2 separate regions of the Homo sapiens genome follow, and region 1 is linked to region 2. The links are chromatin loops, found by intact Hi-C in ENCODE. Cell type or tissue: GM12878. All regions are shown on one strand. Links, peaks and the distances in the headings refer to the core of each region. The heading gives the core; the rest is flanking DNA.

Region 1 (8,755 bases), core at 2,273-7,272, 210 kb after region 2:
AAATATCACCTCTGTAATGCTTTTTTCATCTCCCTTCCCTCACTTTCCACCAATCACACCCCCTCTCTTTCCATCAGAGAAAGAGAAAGGAGCCCTTCTTTGGTTTTGGTCGGTGATTCCAGTAGATACATTTACTAGACTTACATTGAAGGAATATTTATCCCTTTACATGTTTGCTCAGATCCACTAGAATTAAGCTTCGAAAGGCAGGAATTTTGGACAGTTTTGTACATTGAAGAGAGGATGGCATACAGCAGGCACTCTATAAATGTTTGTTAAATTAAATAATGGTTGATAAAAAAACAGGACAAATATAGTTGTTCATAGAAGAGAACTTAGGTTTAAAATTCAGAATCTTGAACAAAATTCAGACAGGCAGAATTATCTATGGATTGACATCCATCCAAATTCAAGATCAAAATTCAAGAGGACTGGGGATTATGCAGAAGCAAGTAATAAAATAAAGCAGATGCCACTCCACTCATAGAGCACATCAATATTTCCCTTAGCCATACACAACTAATGATTTCATAAATTGCCCAGTGAGAAAGGCATGGAAATTGGATAGTAAAATATAATCAGCTTATCTATAATTTAAATGTTACTGTATTTACCCAGTAAACATTTCTTCTAAAATTCACTGTTTGAATAATTCTCAACTAGTCCCAATTGCTTCATGAAATTCTTATGAAGGAACTTCTAAGGTACCTTAAGAAATCTCTAGTTGGGCTATAAAGAGATTACCTGAACTGAAGCAGATTGTGTTATGTAGGTATGAAGAACCAGTAAAGAGCAGTGTTTACCCAATGGAGGCTGCTTGGGGTCTGCCCCTGCTTATGTATCACCTTTTTACACCTGCATGGACTACATACACAAATATGAATAAAAATACAGTAAATTTGAAATAACTTAGCGCATTCATTTCCTATGGCTGCTGTGACAAATTGCCATAACTCAAATTGCCATAAACTCATTATTCATAAACTCAAATGAAAACAACACAAATTTATACTCTAGAAATCAGAAGTTCAAAATGGTCTTGCTGAGCAAACACCCCATTTTTGGCAGAGCGCATTCCTTCTGGAAGTTCTAGCGGAAAATTAGTTTCCTTGCCCTTGGTAGCTTAGAGGCCACCTGCATTCCGTGGCTTGTGGTCCCACTTTTGGTCTTCAAAGCCAGTGGTTTAGCATCTTCTAATTTCTCTCTCTGCTGTTATCACTTAGCCTTTTTTGAATCTAACTCTACTGCCTCCCTTTTAAATGGACCCTTGCGATTATATTGGGCACATCCATTTAATACAAGATAAACTTCTCATGTCCAGATCCTTAATTTAGTCATATTCGTAAAATCCTTTTTGCCATGCAATGTAACATTCACAGATTCTGGGTATTATGATATGAACATCTTTGTGGAGACATTTTGCAGTCTACCAGACTTAGGGAATTTTTCTATGATTAGAGAAACTCCTGCTTATTACAAATATCTGTGAAATTCCTGTCATACCAATTTATTCTCAACCATGTGAGTGGCGATGGGGGAGTCACTCTTCATAGCATAAAATTTAGGCCAGGTATGGCGGCTCAAGCCTGTGTAATCCAAACACTTTGGGAGGCTGAGGTAGAAGGATTGCTCAAGGACAGGGGTTTGAGACAAGCCTGGGCAACATAGCAAGACTCCATCTCTCTAGAAACAAACGAACAAACAAACAAAACTTAGCCAGGATGGCGGCATGGACCTGTACTCCCAGCTACTTGGAAGCGAAGATGAGAGGATCATTTGAGACTAACAGTTCGAAGCTATGCAAGTTATGATCTTGCCACTACACTCCAGGTTTCTGTTTCTTCTCTCTATGACTCTTCTCTTCATATTTATTCTCAGGATTCCTCCAGTTATGAACATCTTGATTATTTTCTATATTCTATTTTCAAACTCTCAGAGACATACCTATGGCATGCCGTGACATCAGGGAAAAATCTTATCTCTAAAAAAAAAACAGTAACTTAATATATAATAGACAATAAAACACATCACCTGAATAATTGATATTTTCAGTGGAAGCCCTGATTTTTTACTCTGACTCAAATGGGGGAACATTAAGGCAAGATTTCTTACTGCTCTGATCTCAGTTATGATGACTGATATATGGAAAAAGGCAATGACCAATGCAGCCAGGTAGAACATGAGTCATTTTATTTTCATCTGTGGGATCTCAGACATTCTGAAAATCACTGCTGACTGGATTAGATGAAGACAGAACTCAGAATCTGTGGCCCTTTGTTAAGGAGATTTTGAAATATAAGCTTAACTTTGTAGGCTAAAAAATAATTACTCTTCATATTTGTAAACTTAAAAGTAATGTTAATAATCTCTTTGCATCAATCAATGCAATGAGTCCTGAGTAAAGATTTTGATAGGACAACAGAAGAGAGTTCTTGACAGATAGAGCTGATTGAAAGTACATCTCATACTCGAATAATTACCTAGCAATTAAAAGATCTGCATATGCCTGTGGCTTCTGGATTTATTTTTTATTGAGCTAGAAGTCAGGCCGAGGCAGGTGGACCACGAGGTCAGGAGTTCGAGACCAGCCTGGCCAGGTTGGTGAAACCCCGTCTCTACTAAAAATACAAAAATTAGACAGGTGTGGTGGTGGGCACCTGTAATCCCAGATACTCAGGAGGCTGAGGCAGGAGAATCGCTTGAACCTGGGAGGTGATCGTTGCAGTGAGCTGAGATCATACCACTGCACTCTAGCCTGGGTGAAAGAGCAAGATTCTGTCTCAAAAAAAAAAAAAAAAAAAAAAGAAATAGTGTTGGGATTTGTAGCTCTTGACACTATGGTGAATTAAATAAATTAATGACAGAGCTCTAAATGAAGCTTTAGAAGTTTCCCAAACCTTTTTCCAGTTGTAATATGATTTTATTTAGGTTTGCATTTTAGAATAGAAGACAGTTCTCATGCCACAAATATTTTTATTGATCGCCTCCTAATTTCATTTTGCAAAGTCTTTCTTTTTCTAGTCCACAAGTATTCAGGCACAACTGTATATTGGCTAATCCTTGATTCAAAACATATCATTTAGATTTACTCAGGCTTGATGCCTGACTGAATCTTCTTTAGATATTCTTCTCCACATCTCTCTAATTTTGCTTTATCTTTTGAATGAGTGCTTCCCTCATTTTGAGTAGCTATCCTATCATTCTAAAAATGGGATTTATGTTGGAGCAAAAAGAATTGGACCAGTACTTTGGGGCACATTGAAAATAACACTCCTGTGACAGACTAATAAGATTAATTTCCATCTCTACCAATAAGGGGAAATTGCCAGTTTTCACCTTTGTGACCAAGCATCACTTTATGATGTCCCAAATGCCACATTTTTTTCTGCCTTTGTTCTAACTTATCTAACCACTAATAAATATATCTTAAAGGAGGAATAAAAAGAAAGCTCAGAAATTCAGTGCAGACTTTTAAAGTCAGCAGTTGCATTTATTAATCTGTTTCTCTAAGCCGTTCGGGTTCTTTTTAAATTTAGTATTCCTTTCCTATGTCTTGTGTTTATATTCGTATTTTACCTGTTTATAAAAAAAGTTGTTTAGAATAAAGGTATCAAAGCAGAAATACAGATATAACTGTATTATGTTGATACTAGAGTCAAGCCAGTTTCTAAGTGTTTTATATGCATTATCTAATTTGTTCTTTACAAGAACGCGCAGAAGTAAGTGCTATTTTTATCTCCACTTCATAGATAGGAAAACTGGAGTCCAGAGAGATTAAATGTTTTGCCCAATGTCATGTAACTGTCTGTTGGCAGAGTCAGGATTTAAGTATAGCTATGTCAGAGTCCAAAATTGAGCTTAACCACTATGACAGATAGGCCTCTTGAAACACACTAAAATAATACATGTAATTAAGCATTAGGTTGAACTCTAGGCTTCTTAAAATCAAGATAAGATGAGAAAACATGACAAAAATTTCTCTTATTTATTAAAAGTAATCATGACATTTCTTTAAGAAACGAACAAGTTATTTTGCTACTAAATTCTATTAGATACTAATTATGTAAGACTTTATGGGGAAAATAATATTCAATAATTTTAATATATCTTGAGGCATTCTTTATATAACTTTTTCTTCTTCACTAACTTTCTTTTTGGAAAACTGCATAAAGACATAAGAATTTATAATATATGTATAATATAAACAATATACAATAAAATATAAAATATAATTTAGTAAAGTAGTTATGAGTATAGTCTACTAATCAATCAATTTGAAATAAAAATGATCTTGAAAAATCTAAAGGGTTGAATAAATAGTACTTGATCATCTTCTAAAATATCATTTCATTGGCAAAGCTGATGAAATTTTCATTTTTTGAGGCGACATGACTTTAGACTAGTCGATACTCTTTGAATTCTATAACCTGTAGGAGCTACTGTTAATGAGCTCTCATGGAAGCTGAGATAACACACTGGTGTTCTCACTAGGAGAGCGGACCAGCCACCTTGGCACAAATGAATGTGTAGGAAATTCTGAGGGGTTTTCCAAATAGCCGCTTTGCATATGCTTTTGAGTCTAGAAAATGCTTGTTTGAAGCATCAGAGCTGTGATCTAGGGAGATGAGCAGGGCTGATTATGACTGGATATGTAGAAGTGCACTTAGCTCCATGGATAAACTTTGACCACAGCAAAACCCCATACTGCTATTTTAGAATGATTGTGTTAATAAGAAGACTTTGGTTACAAAGGCCAGAGGTTACTGTACTCATCAGAGGTTGCATTTAGAAATGAGAATTATGCCAACTAAAGATTTTCATCACAGTAGCTGGGGAGGGGTGTCGAGCTCTGGCTGGCTGATTTGTCTTCAGCCTACCCATCCATTTATGTTTCTTCAGGAACCTGACTCAGCTCCTCTCTCTGATTGTTCTCTTTATATTTATTCTTAGTATTCTTCCAGTTATGAACATCTTCATTATTTTCTGTATTTTATTTTCAAACTCTCAGAGACATACTTATTGGGATAATTTAGTCACCAACTTCCCTGACAAGCTGAGTGTTTATTGAAGGCTCTTTTTTTAAGGCAGTTTTGATTGCTTATTTGTATTAGTGTCCTAGGCCTGCTGTAACAGAATTACCACAAAATTAAATTGTTTCTGGCTTAAGACAACAGAAATTTATTCTTTTACAGTTCTGGAGGCCAGAAATGCAAAATCAAGGTGGTTGGTGGAGTTATATCCCTTGGAAGATTCTAGTGAAGAATGTTTCTTTGCTTCTTTCAGCTTCTGGTGACTCCGGATGTTTCTTGCCTTATAACTCTAGTCTTTGCCTCTGTCTTTACATGACCTTCTCTGTGTCTGTGTCTTCCTCTCTTTTGTCTCTTCTAGGGATTCATTATAATACTTAACACTTACCTAGATCATCTCAGATGATCTCATCTCAAGATCCCAAACTGAGTTATATCTGTAAAGATACATTTTTCTTTTCCTAAATAAGATTACATTCACAGGTTCCAGGGGTTAGGATGTGGACATATTTTTTTTGCAAGGGCCACCGTTCATCCCATTGCAACCTTGTATGTCCTTGGGCTGGGTGCTCTCCAATGGCCCCCTCACTGGGTGGGTAGGACAGGTGTAACCCATGGCCTGAGCTGCCAAGGGAAAAGCCAAGTACTGTTCCTCTTATGCAGAAATTGTGGTCAACCATCTTTTAGGACAGGTGACTAAGGACTTATTTGCAAAAGTAAAAAAATATCCTATTGAATTACTGGAATTGGGTGGAGGGGTATCTCACTTGCTATTACCATAATGACTATACCCACTATTATTTCCTCATCTCTGAAGTTCCCTTTTTCCTTTTTCAACTCCCTTCAATCAATCTCTGAGAGAGGTGGGGGGAAATACAAGGATGGAGTCCTATTATTCTTGACTTAATCTCTCACTTTTAAAACAAGGTATAAAACGTTAAACAAACAAAAAAAAAAACACCTAACATTTTCTTTGAGACATTGATGCTAAGGAAAGCCACAAATACCTATTTTTTGAGGCAGGGTCTCACTCTGTCACCCAGGTTGGAGTGCAGTGGGACAACCATAGCTCACTGTGGCCTCAAACCCCTGGGCTCAAGTGATCCCTGCCAAACCCCCGCCTCAGCCTCCCCAGTAGCTGGGACTACAGGTGTGCACCACCATACCCAGTTAATTTTTAAAAATTTTTTGTAGAGACAAAAATTTGGGTCTCACTATATTGCACAAGCTAGCTAGAATTCCAGGCCTCAAGCAATCCTCTGGCCTCAGCCTCCCGAAATGCTGAGATTACATGTGTGAGCCACTGTACCAAGACATCAAAAATATTTAAAATAGGCAAATACTTGTAGGGATACAGAAAATTATTCTACATAAAGTATATTGTATGAGCATGTTCTTTTGATACTCACAAAAAAAGACAGAGATAATACTATAACCTGTAATATAAACTAGAATTTTAAGTAAATGTTTTTAATTGTTATACAGATATAGGTAGCTCTCATGAGGTCCACCCAAAATAAAATGATAAATACATTGTTTGTGGAATTATAAATGGCTTTTAACAAGGTTCACAGGACAAATGTAGATGAACATAAAATCTTGATTTTATGAAAAGAATAGTTTACTAGTTTTAAATATTGATGTCACAGTTAATCCTAGAATCATTATCACTTAATTGACATACTTCCTGCTCAGGATGTCAATGTTTTTACATTTGCAAATTTAGGTTAATACAAAAATTTAATGTTCTCTTTGCTTAATTATATTAGGTTCTCAAACTTGATGTGAAGTTTGTGTACTATAAAAAGACATGTAAGTAGCAGAAAAATCATGCAAATGAAGAGTAAGGCTCCACATTGAACCTATTATTAGATAGGTAATCTAACCCCTGAGGAGATTCACTTGGTAGCTTTCTAGTTTTATTGTATAGTCTATACTAATAATGTGTATTTCTTCAGGAAGCAGATTTGAATGTTCTCATTATCTCAAATACACTGCTAACCATGTTGCACAAAAAAAAAAAAAAAAAAAAATTCTGGTCAAGGACCAGCAGCTATGATCTTGGCAGGCACAAGGTTTGGCTTGTGTAACACATTGAACATGATCAATGGTGCATGCAGTGGGCTTGCCAAAATCAGTTTGCTGCAAGTTTTACACATAAGTTGGTTCTTTAAGTGGTGTAGGATTATTTGGTATTAATTCTTCAAATTTGAAAAACAACCCACCAAGAAAAGTCCAATTTTACCAAAACTAACAATGCCTTACTCAAGTGGAAACACTGATGTCGTATTCAGATAGACACAATAGAAAATGAATGAAGTTTCTTTTCTTTGTTTCTTTTTTTTTCTTTTTTTTGAGATAGAGTCTTGCTTGTTGCCCAGGCTGGAGGGCAGTGGTACGATCTCCACTCACTGCAACCACTGTCTCCTGTGTTCAAGCAATTTCATCTCAGCCTCCGAGTAGCTGGGATTACAGGCATCTGCCATCATGCCCGGCTAATTTTTGTATTTTAGTAGAGACAGAGTTTCACCATGTTGGCCAGGCTGGTCTTGAACTCCTGATCTCAGGTAATCCACCCGCCTCGGCCTCCCAAAGTGCTAGGATTACAGGTGTGAGCCACTGCACCCGGCCAAGAAAATGAAGGAAGTTTCTTTATGAGACCATCCCTCTTTCAGACAGCAGTCATGTAATTGTCATGAAGAGAAGCACATGCTCCTCTCTGCCATGACAAAAGGCCGAGACTCTCATTAATAAAAAATTTGCACCAACTTATTTAGGTGAAATTTAGGTGGAGTGGAGGTTGAGACAAAATTTGCCTTTATGTTACCTAAGTCAAAACTGTAGTCTTCCTGCTCTTGCCTTCCTTCTCTGATCCTGTCTAGGAAATATAGTTTTCTAGAAAAGACATCAGCGCATGGGACATTGAACTCATATAACTGGGCCCAGAGCTGATTTCTACCTACAGCCGTGGGTTGGTTGAAGAACACTGTAAATCTCTGAACTTTAAGTGAGCAGATACCTGCAAAGGATATCAACTTAGTACAGTGCTTCTTAGTATGTACAAATGCAATGCTTAGAACAATGTATCTCCTTTTGGATTTGGCAGGAAATGCTTTGCTAACATTGCCATGGTATTTTGCTTGGCTGTTATTTGTTTTATTAAAATGTTTGAACAGTCTTTATAAAGTAAAGCTTTTATTCATCTAAACATGGCACAAAAGAACCTGGTGATATCTGCTTTTGGGAACAAAAGATTTTAAAAAGTCAGTTGGAAGAAAAAGAAATACTAAATCTTCGAATATTACGTATAGAATTTTCCTTTATTTTTCTGAACCTTTGAATTCACCATTTTAGTTATAAGTACAAAGAGAAACAGAACAGAAAAACTGAACGCCCAAATAGCAGGGTAGGGTGAGGGTCTGAGGACAGTTAATGTCAGTGAAGTCAAAATTCTATTTTCCTCCCTCCAAGGTTTTTCATTGAACTTTAAATAGCAGCGATGCAAAAATCAGCTTTCAAATTGTCAGCGACAAGGCGGATCTGGCCATAATAAAGGCTGTAACCTTGATTGTCAAGCCTGCTGGAGACAGTTGCTGGGTCTGTGAAACTAACTCTGGAATAAGTTTTTAACAAAGGTGGCCACTGTCTAATGACTAGAACCAAAGAGACAATAGTGAACTTGAACTTGATTCTTAAAGACACTTTTACAATTGTAGGGGTGGGACATA
Region 2 (8,755 bases), core at 1,971-6,970:
AAGATTTATTCTAATCATCACATTCTGGGCTTGTTTGGACTTGTCCTTGTTGAGAAGGCTTTTCATGTATTCAAAGAGAATTGAGTGTTGTGATCTAAGTCTTTGGTCACTACATCCGTATCCACACTAGGGGTTGCTCCAAGCCCAGTACCTTAGTAATTCTTACAGACTCCTAGAGGTGCTGCCTTGGTGGGCTTGAATAAGATCTAGAAAAATTATCTGGATTACCAGGCAAAGTCTGTCATTATCTTTCCTCACTTTCCCCAAACAGAAAGAGTCTCTCCCTCTGTGCTGGGCTGACTGGAGCTGGGGGAGAGGTGATGTGAGCAGTCCCTTGGACATCATAGCGGGGACTATGCTGGGTCACACCTGAGGCCAGCACAGCACTGGGTCTCACCCAAAGCTTGTGGCAACTACTGCCGAGCTACAGCGGATGCTGATTTAAGGCTTAAGGGACGATTGATCAGCAAGTGGGGAATGCTGCCAGTACCGGGTCCTTACCTTGAGAGTAGCAGGTTCCCTTCTGGCCCAAGCAGGTTTAGAAATGCTGTCCAGGAGCCGGGCCCTAGAATCAGAGGCTTTAAGAATCTGCTTTGTGGTTTATTTTACTGTGACTGAGCTGGCACCCAAGTTGCAAGACAAAGTCCTCTGTATTCCTCCCTCTCCTTTCTGCAAGTGGAAAAAGTTTTTCCTGGAGCTGAAAGCTGCGCTGCCTGGAGTTGGGGGAGAGGTTGACACAAACAATCCCTTAGCCACCACAGCTGGTGTTTCACTGGGTTGTAGGTAAATCAAGCCTAGTGGCTTCAAGCTCAGCACAGCACCAGGAATGTCCTTGTGAAACCCTTGTGGCCTGATTGCCTTTTTTTTTTTTTTTTTTTTGAGATGGAGCCTCTCTCTGTTGCCCAGGCCTGAGTGCAGGGGCGCGATCTCAGCTCACTGCCAGCTCCGCCTCCCGGGTTCACACCATTCTCCTGCCTCAGCCTCCTGAGTAGCTGGGACTACAGGCGCCCGCCACCAAGCCCGGCTAATTTTTTGTATTTTTAGTAGAGACGGGGTTTCACCGTGTTAGCCAGGATGGTCTTGATCTCCTGACCTCGTGATCCGCCCGCCTCGGCCTCCCAAAGTGCTGGGATTACAGGCGTGAGCCGCTGCGCCCGGCCCTGATTGCCTTTTAAATTTATCCTGGGCCCCAGGCCCCTGTAGTCAGCTGGTAGCAGAGCTAGCTGGGTCTCAAACTCCTACCACTGGGACACAGCGTTCCTCTCTGGCTGGGGTTGGTGTTTCCTTCAGAATTCAGCTAAGTGAGCACTGGCTTGTGTTGTGTTCCGTTGTGACAAGGCAGCCCTGAGTTCCAATGCAAAGTTCCACAGTCACTCTGTTCTCCCTCCCCCAGGCACACAGATTCTCCCTCCACTTGCTGCTGCTGGAGGGTAAGGGAGAAGTGCTGTATACAGGGCAGGCCTGCCTTTCCTAACCCCATCGGTGCCTCTTTCCTTGATATGATGTCAGAATCAGGTACTGTGATCGTTCACCTGATTTTGGCTTTTATGAAGGTGCTTTTTTGCTTGAGTAGTTTTTCAATTTGGTGCTCCTGTTTGGGAATAATTGCTGGAGGGTTCTATTCAGCTATCTCATGACTTAAAGGTTGTCTGTTTAATTGAAATTAAATGTTCTAATATAAATCCAGCCCAAGGAAAGTACAAATTTATTTCAATTAGCATTTTTGAGGACTATATGAGAACTTTTTTTTTTTTTTTACTTTACATATGTCCTCAATAGATATATCAAGCTTGTCTGGGTGCAGAATTACCAATGGAATAATCACTTCTGTTCGACTACTATAAAGCAATTCCTACACCAAGAAAGTTGCCCAGGATTTTTGTATGTTTTTAAGCAGGTCCTTAAAAAGGGGGTCACTTCCCCTTTTGTAGGAGAAAAGAGCAATAAATATATTTAATGTTATACTCAGAAATATGAACATAAAGTGTAACTTCATGGATCCTGATTCTAACTGCAAATAATTTTCATTCTTCTGTGGTCACAACGCAGATAATCAGTTGTAATTGGAGGTCACGGATAAAAGCTAATCCTTGGCCCAGCCTGCTTATTCTCTCCCACTATCTGTATCTTACCCTCAGGCCCTCTGTGTCTGCTGCTCTTCTGTTACACTCAAGGTCCCCATGTAGACTTTTATTTAAGCCAGCAGTGTGTGGATCTAGAACTTGAAACCATTCATTTTTAGAATACAGTGATGCCTCAAGCCTAGATGAAATAACTGCTTCAATTAAATAGCGCCTTAAATGATAATTTGTGTTAACCCATATGCTATTTTAGTTTTTTTAGTTGAAAATAAATTTGTATGTATTTATGGTATAAAATATGATGTTTTGAAATATGTATGCATTGTAGAATGGCTAAATCAAGCTAATTAGCATACTGATAGTAAACTTTTTTTGTGGTAAGAAAATTTAAAATCCACTCTCTTTGCTATTTTCAAGTATTCAGTACATTGTTTTTAACTAGTCATCATGCTGTACAGTAGATCTCTTGAACGTATTCCCTCTATGTAACTGAAATATTGTATCCTTTGCCCGATTCTCCCCTCTGCCCTCAACCCTGGGTAACCATCATTCTAATCTCTGCTTCCATAAGTTCGACTTTTTTAGTTCTACATTTCAGTGAGATCATGCAGTGTCTGTCTTTCTGTGCCTGGCCATATGCCTTTTCATCTATGTTGTGAGTGGCTCTCACCAAATCAACAGCGACAAATTTAAACTAGGGAAATAGATTGCCAAAAATTACATTTGCTTTAAGTTTAAATGGGCAATGAACCATACCTAAATAAATAAATTAAAAAAAATCTTTTACACCAAGGGTGGCTACAAATATACCTAGAATAGTCAGCTCTAACACACATGGTGTTACTCAGAGTGATGTAATACCCCTTTGCTGCCTAATACATTCTTGTTGTCTTTTGACCTGTTAAGAATAAACAGTATATGGCACTCACTTGTGCTGAGCACTGTTTCCCACCTCTCATGTACCTTGACGCCTGGGGATAAACCCTATATTCGCATATCGCGCCTTCCATACCCACCTGTACCCTACATGCGCCAGGTAGAAGTGTTTCCATTCTCCCCTCTCCAATGGACTCTTTTCCCTGGTTTGGTAGCTACCTTTCCAAATCCCATCAGAAGATACATGTTTTATTCTGGCAAAACATATATTCTAGAACAAGTCTTCAAATCTCATTAAAGGCCACTCTTTACCCCTTATGCCTTAGTCCAGTTAATACCTTCATTAATGATTTTTTAAAAATTCAATGATTAGAAACCTTTTATCCTTCTTCCAAGGGAAGACTTTAGGACTTAACCATTAGACTTCCCTCATAAATATCTCATTCCCTATGAGGCAGGCATCTAAAAGCTTATAGCTAGTTGGATTTTAATTTGAAGGTTAAATTACAAACAGATCATTCTCCCTGAAATTAGTTAAGACTCTGTTTGTATAGAATAAAAAATTAATTCCGTAAAATCAGATATTAGATTGCAATGCTTTTTAGAATATTTTATACAATTATAAGATGATTATACATCTTAAATTCAGAAACAAAAGAAATGATTTTTAAAAAATGGAATATATTCTAAGACTATTAAAAGATTACATTGCAAAATCAATCAGAAATTTCAAATATACATAAAAACAAAGATGGCTTTCAAATATCTTTCACTGGAGATTTTAAAGTAAAATAATTCTCTGAAGGAGATATATATATATTATGGAATCAATTCATTCCAAGTTTCTAAAATTTTAAAAATCCATTTAATCTCTATCTCTTCTGTGTTATAATGTAGAATGTATTCATATTCAGATTATCTCTTTAAGTGGCCTACTTGATTTAAAGGAGAAAAATATAACCTAGGCATTGCGTTGACTGAAAAGATATGGCATTTTAAATGGCATCAAGATTGCAATTTCTACAACATTTATGATTTTCCTTTTGATTTTACAGCAGCAATACTGTAAAAGGTTTAATTTATTTCTCAGATTAGCTCTTTGGAACTGAGAGATGAGATGAGGCCTGGAAAACTTCCCCCAGTACAGTCAAGTTCCTGTTGACTAATTCTGTGACCACCAGTGACAGTCTTTGAGTCCGTGAGGCAGAGTTGCGGCAGCACAGGCTTTGCTTGGAGTTGGATGGTTCGCACCCTGCTTGGCATGGTTTCTAAGAGACATCCTCTGAGTGGATGAGGGGAGAATCCAGCAGGCCTCTAGTCACACTGGTACGAATAATTTTGATGGTGGGAGATGGTGGTGTGAGTGGAGGGTCTGTGGGTGTGATGAACACCTGAATGACTCATGGGGAGAGGGATGTTAACAGGACAGATGCCACTTGCTGTAATTTTCATATGATGTGTTTGGAAAGCCCCCTGCATGGAGGAAAGATAGATCGAGGTCCCTTTCAAAAGTGCTCCAGATGAAGAGGCATTTCCACTTTCAGAAACCCTGAGAATCCCCGAAAGAACCTCTAACTAGTCATTGTACTGGAGGCCGCTCCTCTATTCCGAATACTGCTGTTCACTGTCCCTCTCAGCAAACTGTACTGCTCCTATTGCAACCTGAGTTTAGGAAGACTTAAAGCTATGTCAACTGTTTATTTCTCTCCTTGGAGAAGTACCTGTGTCAGCTACCCAAGGTTAACGTCTCCACCAGGTTCATTATTTTATATTTTAAATATATTTTAAGATCAAAAGTGTTTGAAGGACTTGCTTTTTTCCCCATGATAAAGGTAATAACTCCTCTCTATAAGAAATTTGGAAAAGTAGGCTGGGCGCGGTGGCTTATGCCTGTAACCCCAGCACTTTGGGAGGCTGAGGAGGGCGGTTCACTTGAGGTGAGGAGTTTGAGACCAGCCTGGCCAACATGGTGAAACTCTGTCTCTACTAAAAATACAAAAATTAGCTGGGCGTGGTGGCAGTTGCCTGTAATCCCAGCTACTCTGGAGACTGAGGCAGGAGAATCGCTTGAATCCGGGAGGTGGAGGCTGCAGTGAGCCAAAATTGCACCACTGCACTCCAGCCTGGGAGACAGAGTAAGACTCCATTAAAAAAAAAAGAAAGAAAGAAATTTGGAAATAAAATTATTTATAATTCCAGTCAATCAAAATAAACCATTGTTAATTTTTAATTTTTTAGATCCAAACTTTCTCATTTCACACTCTTTGCCCCATAAACACTTGTCTCACCCCTTTTGGTGTTGGGTTTTTATTGTATAATTATAACTTCCTTAAGAGTTATACATGCTTACTCTTGATAACAGGTAAATGAAGACAAGTACATAGAAGCAGAAAAAATACAACCAATGTTAACATTTTGGTGTATTTCCCTAATAATGGTTAAAGAAAAAAAACTCAATGACACTTTAAAGTACTACCATACTTCAAATAAACAGGCAGTTTATCCAGGACCATTATAATATGGGGACCATTGCAGCGGGATTTTTCCGTGGGGAGAAAGATTGGGCTTAATTCCAAATACAGTATTGGCAAGAGGGAATTTATAGCCAAGGTGCAAGGCGGGAGTCATGCATGAAAAATTGCTAAGAAATAACACCAGGAGTAAGCAGGATTCTGGCCAAACTGAACTAATTAGATTCTTGCTGAGGATAGACCAGGATGATCAGATATCATCTGGGGGATGGTGGAGGGTTAGGAACCTGATCAGATATCAAGGATGGAGGGTTCTTGCTAAAGTTAGCAGGGTTCTTCTAAAACCGTGTTTTATAAGAAAGTGCACAGATAGGCCTCGGAGAACATTCACAAGCTGGACCAAAGTTTGGTCAAGCACAGAATCTTTGTCACAATCATAATTCATAAAAAGTTTCCTTTTTAATCAAAAACTTTTAATAAATGTCACTTATGGAAGCTGAATGAGATAGAACATTTTGAGGATCCATCCAAACTATTTTTCTTTTTTCTTTTTAACATCGACACACAATAACTGTACATGTTTGTGGGGTACATATTGATATTTTGATACATATAATATATGGTGCTTAGATCAGGGTAATTAGCATATCTGTCATCAAGCATTTATCATTGCTTCATATTGGGAACATTCAATATCCTTCTTTTAGTTATTTGAAACTCTACTGTTAATTATTATTCAATATAATCATCCTACAGTAGTGTAGAGCACTAGAACCTATTCCTCCTATCTAGCTTTTTAATTTTGTATCCTTTAACTTTTTAAAAACAATGTCCCCTACTTTGGGAGGCCGAGGCAGGTGGATCACCTGAGATCAGGAGTTCGAGACCAGCCTAGCCAACAAATAATAATAAAAAAAAAATTAGCCAGGCATGGTGGCGTGAGCTGTAATCACTGCTACTTGGGAGGCTGAGGCAGGAGAACTGCTTGAACCCAGGAGGTGGAGGTTGCAGTGAGCCAAGATTGCGCCATTGCACTCTAGCCTGGGTAACAGAGCAAGACTCGGTCTCAAAAAAAAAAACAAAAGGCCCCAAAGTGTTTCCAGTGTATTATTTTCTGAGGAAACAAAGCACATGGATCATCTTGGAGGAACCTGCATCCCAGAGTGGCTTCTGCATAATCCTGCTTCCCCTCCCTTCCCTTCATAGGCTGTGACCTCAAACCCCACCTCCCTGTTTCTTCCAGAGAGCCCTACCTGTCACACTCTAATGAACACCTGAAAAACCTTTGTTTCATGTTGATTTTTCCTCCAAATTCCTGCAAATATAGATTTCCCCCAAATGTACAAAGATTTACAGAAAGAAATGGTAATTTGTGTTTTTTTATTTATATATTTCCATTTTATTTTTGTTTTCATTACACTCTCTGCCTTATCTGTAGTTCATTAGCAATATTCCAAAACACAAAAAATAATAATTTTTCACATATGAGTATTGAACTACTAAGGGCAAGGCACATACCAGATGCATTTTCTGCTGTTGCTAAGCAATAAGACTGAATGAGTGAGTTGTATTTATGTTATCTATTAGCAAACGTTGAAAATTCCAGATTCCCCTCTGGAGTCCAGATTTGACTTCAGAATCTAGAGAACCTCATCATTGCATCATACAGCACACACAGAATAAGATGAGGGCAACAAAGATCCCATCTTCCAGCTGTTTTGGAAGAATCACAGGTGCAAAGAATTTCAAATTATAATCCTTCAGCTTAAAAGCTTTTGTTTAATTTTTCCAAATAACTGCATTTTCCCTAGATTTATTAACAAAAATTTACAGAAAAAGTGGTGTTAGTAGCTTTTCACTAACCATGATTAATGCAAGCAAAATAATTTAATATTTTAATTACACTTGGAAAAGTAATGATTAATTGATCTAATTTTCTACACGATTAATAAAGCATTGCATCTACTATATTAACGTGATTTGAGATGTGTTTTTCCCTCCTTTTTCTCTCTACCTCTTTCTTTCCTTCCTTCTCTCCTTCCTCCCTTTCTTCTTTCTTACTTTTCTTCTCTCCTTTTTTTAACCTCATTTTATCCCTCTCTCCTTCCTTTCTCTTCTTGCTTCTTATTTCCCTTCTGTCCTCCTACCTTCTCTCCCTCCCATCTTCTCTTCTGCCTTTTTCCTCTCCTTCCCTTCCTTTTCCCCTCAATTTCTTCCTTTTTTATTTTGTTGTTTAGTTTTTTGAAAAGGACCTTTAAGTCATAATATTAATGTGTGCTATAAGAGAGATTTCTTACATTATTGAGAAGAGCTTGGACATTCTAAATTACCATTTCATCTATCATATTTAGCCCAGATTCAAATAAGTGTATTTCTTTTGAATAAATTTGTTTTAAAATAAGTGCATTCCAGGCTGTGCACAGTGGCTCACACCTGTAATCCCAGCCCTTTGGGAGGCCAAGGTGGGTGGATCATTTGAGGTCAGGAGTTCTAGACTAGCCTGGCCAACATGGTGAAACCCCGTCTCTACTAAAAATACAAAAACTAGCCGGGAGTGGTGGCATGCACCTGTAGTCCCAGCTACTTGGGAGGCTGAAGCAGAATAGCTTGAACTTGGAAGGTGGAGGCTGCAGTGAGCCGAGATCACGCCGTTGCACTCCAGCCTGGGTGACAGACCAAAACTCCGTCTCAAAAAATAAATAAATAAATAAATAAATAAATAAATGAGATAATATCATTTGTTGAGGCTGTAGTCCAAAGTCCAACTTCCAGAAATCTGTTATCAAATCTGGAAAAGGTAGAGACTTGGAGGAATCACCAGACTCTGGAGGGAAGCAATCTCTACTCAGACACAGAGAATGTTCCCCTAAAATGCCTCCCCAATTCTGGTAACCTGAGGATACCAGAAAATATCTTGTGCAAATGAGAACCAATCTGTTTGGCATGGGTGCAAGCACAGGAGAGGAAGGCCAAGTTTGCCCCAGGTACCTGAACAGGGAAATACTGAGGGTTCCTGAAAACAACAAAACAAAACAACTCAGCCATCCTCTCCTCAGAGCACTGAGATCTACAAACCAAGGACCCCAGTGGTGTGTCAGACATGACCTCTTCAATGGCTGAGACATCCCTTGGTACAGTCTGGCTTGCAGCACTAGTCAGAGTTCATCTTCCTGCTGCCCTGGTTTTGATTCTGTTTTCTAATCTTTTCGGCCTAGCTGAATCTATTATGGGTATTCATGTGTGATTATGCTATAGCTGCTCTTTTGCTAATAGCAGACTGGCCCTGTTGATCCCTGGCAGAGTCTCTTGCTCTCGTAGCTAAAGCAC

What was found. Peaks named below come from ENCODE experiments on the same cell type or tissue, not always from the same donor. Only the 100,000 strongest peaks of a DNase experiment are listed, where the experiment ranks them.
Region 1: a loop joins it to region 2, with 2.9 times the contacts of the local background. A loop is called at or near these places in 1 of 110 quality-filtered maps.

Annotation. Positions count from the first base shown.
Region 1 is chr21:25,184,751-25,193,505 of GRCh38, reverse strand. No RefSeq gene overlaps it. Among named protein-coding and RNA genes, the nearest start is that of LINC00158, 240 kb to the left of the region's middle. In GM12878, for the core only: no CTCF peak of the experiment used is centred there; DNase peaks (open chromatin) are centred at 4,625 and 7,085; H3K27ac peaks cover 621 bases.
Region 2 is chr21:25,391,977-25,400,731 of GRCh38, reverse strand. All of the region lies in intron 4 of LINC00158 (long intergenic non-protein coding RNA 158), which reads left to right. Among named protein-coding and RNA genes, the nearest start is that of LINC00158, 35 kb to the left of the region's middle. In GM12878, for the core only: no CTCF peak of the experiment used is centred there; a DNase peak (open chromatin) is centred at 4,311; H3K4me3 peaks cover 611 bases; H3K27ac peaks cover 2,745 bases.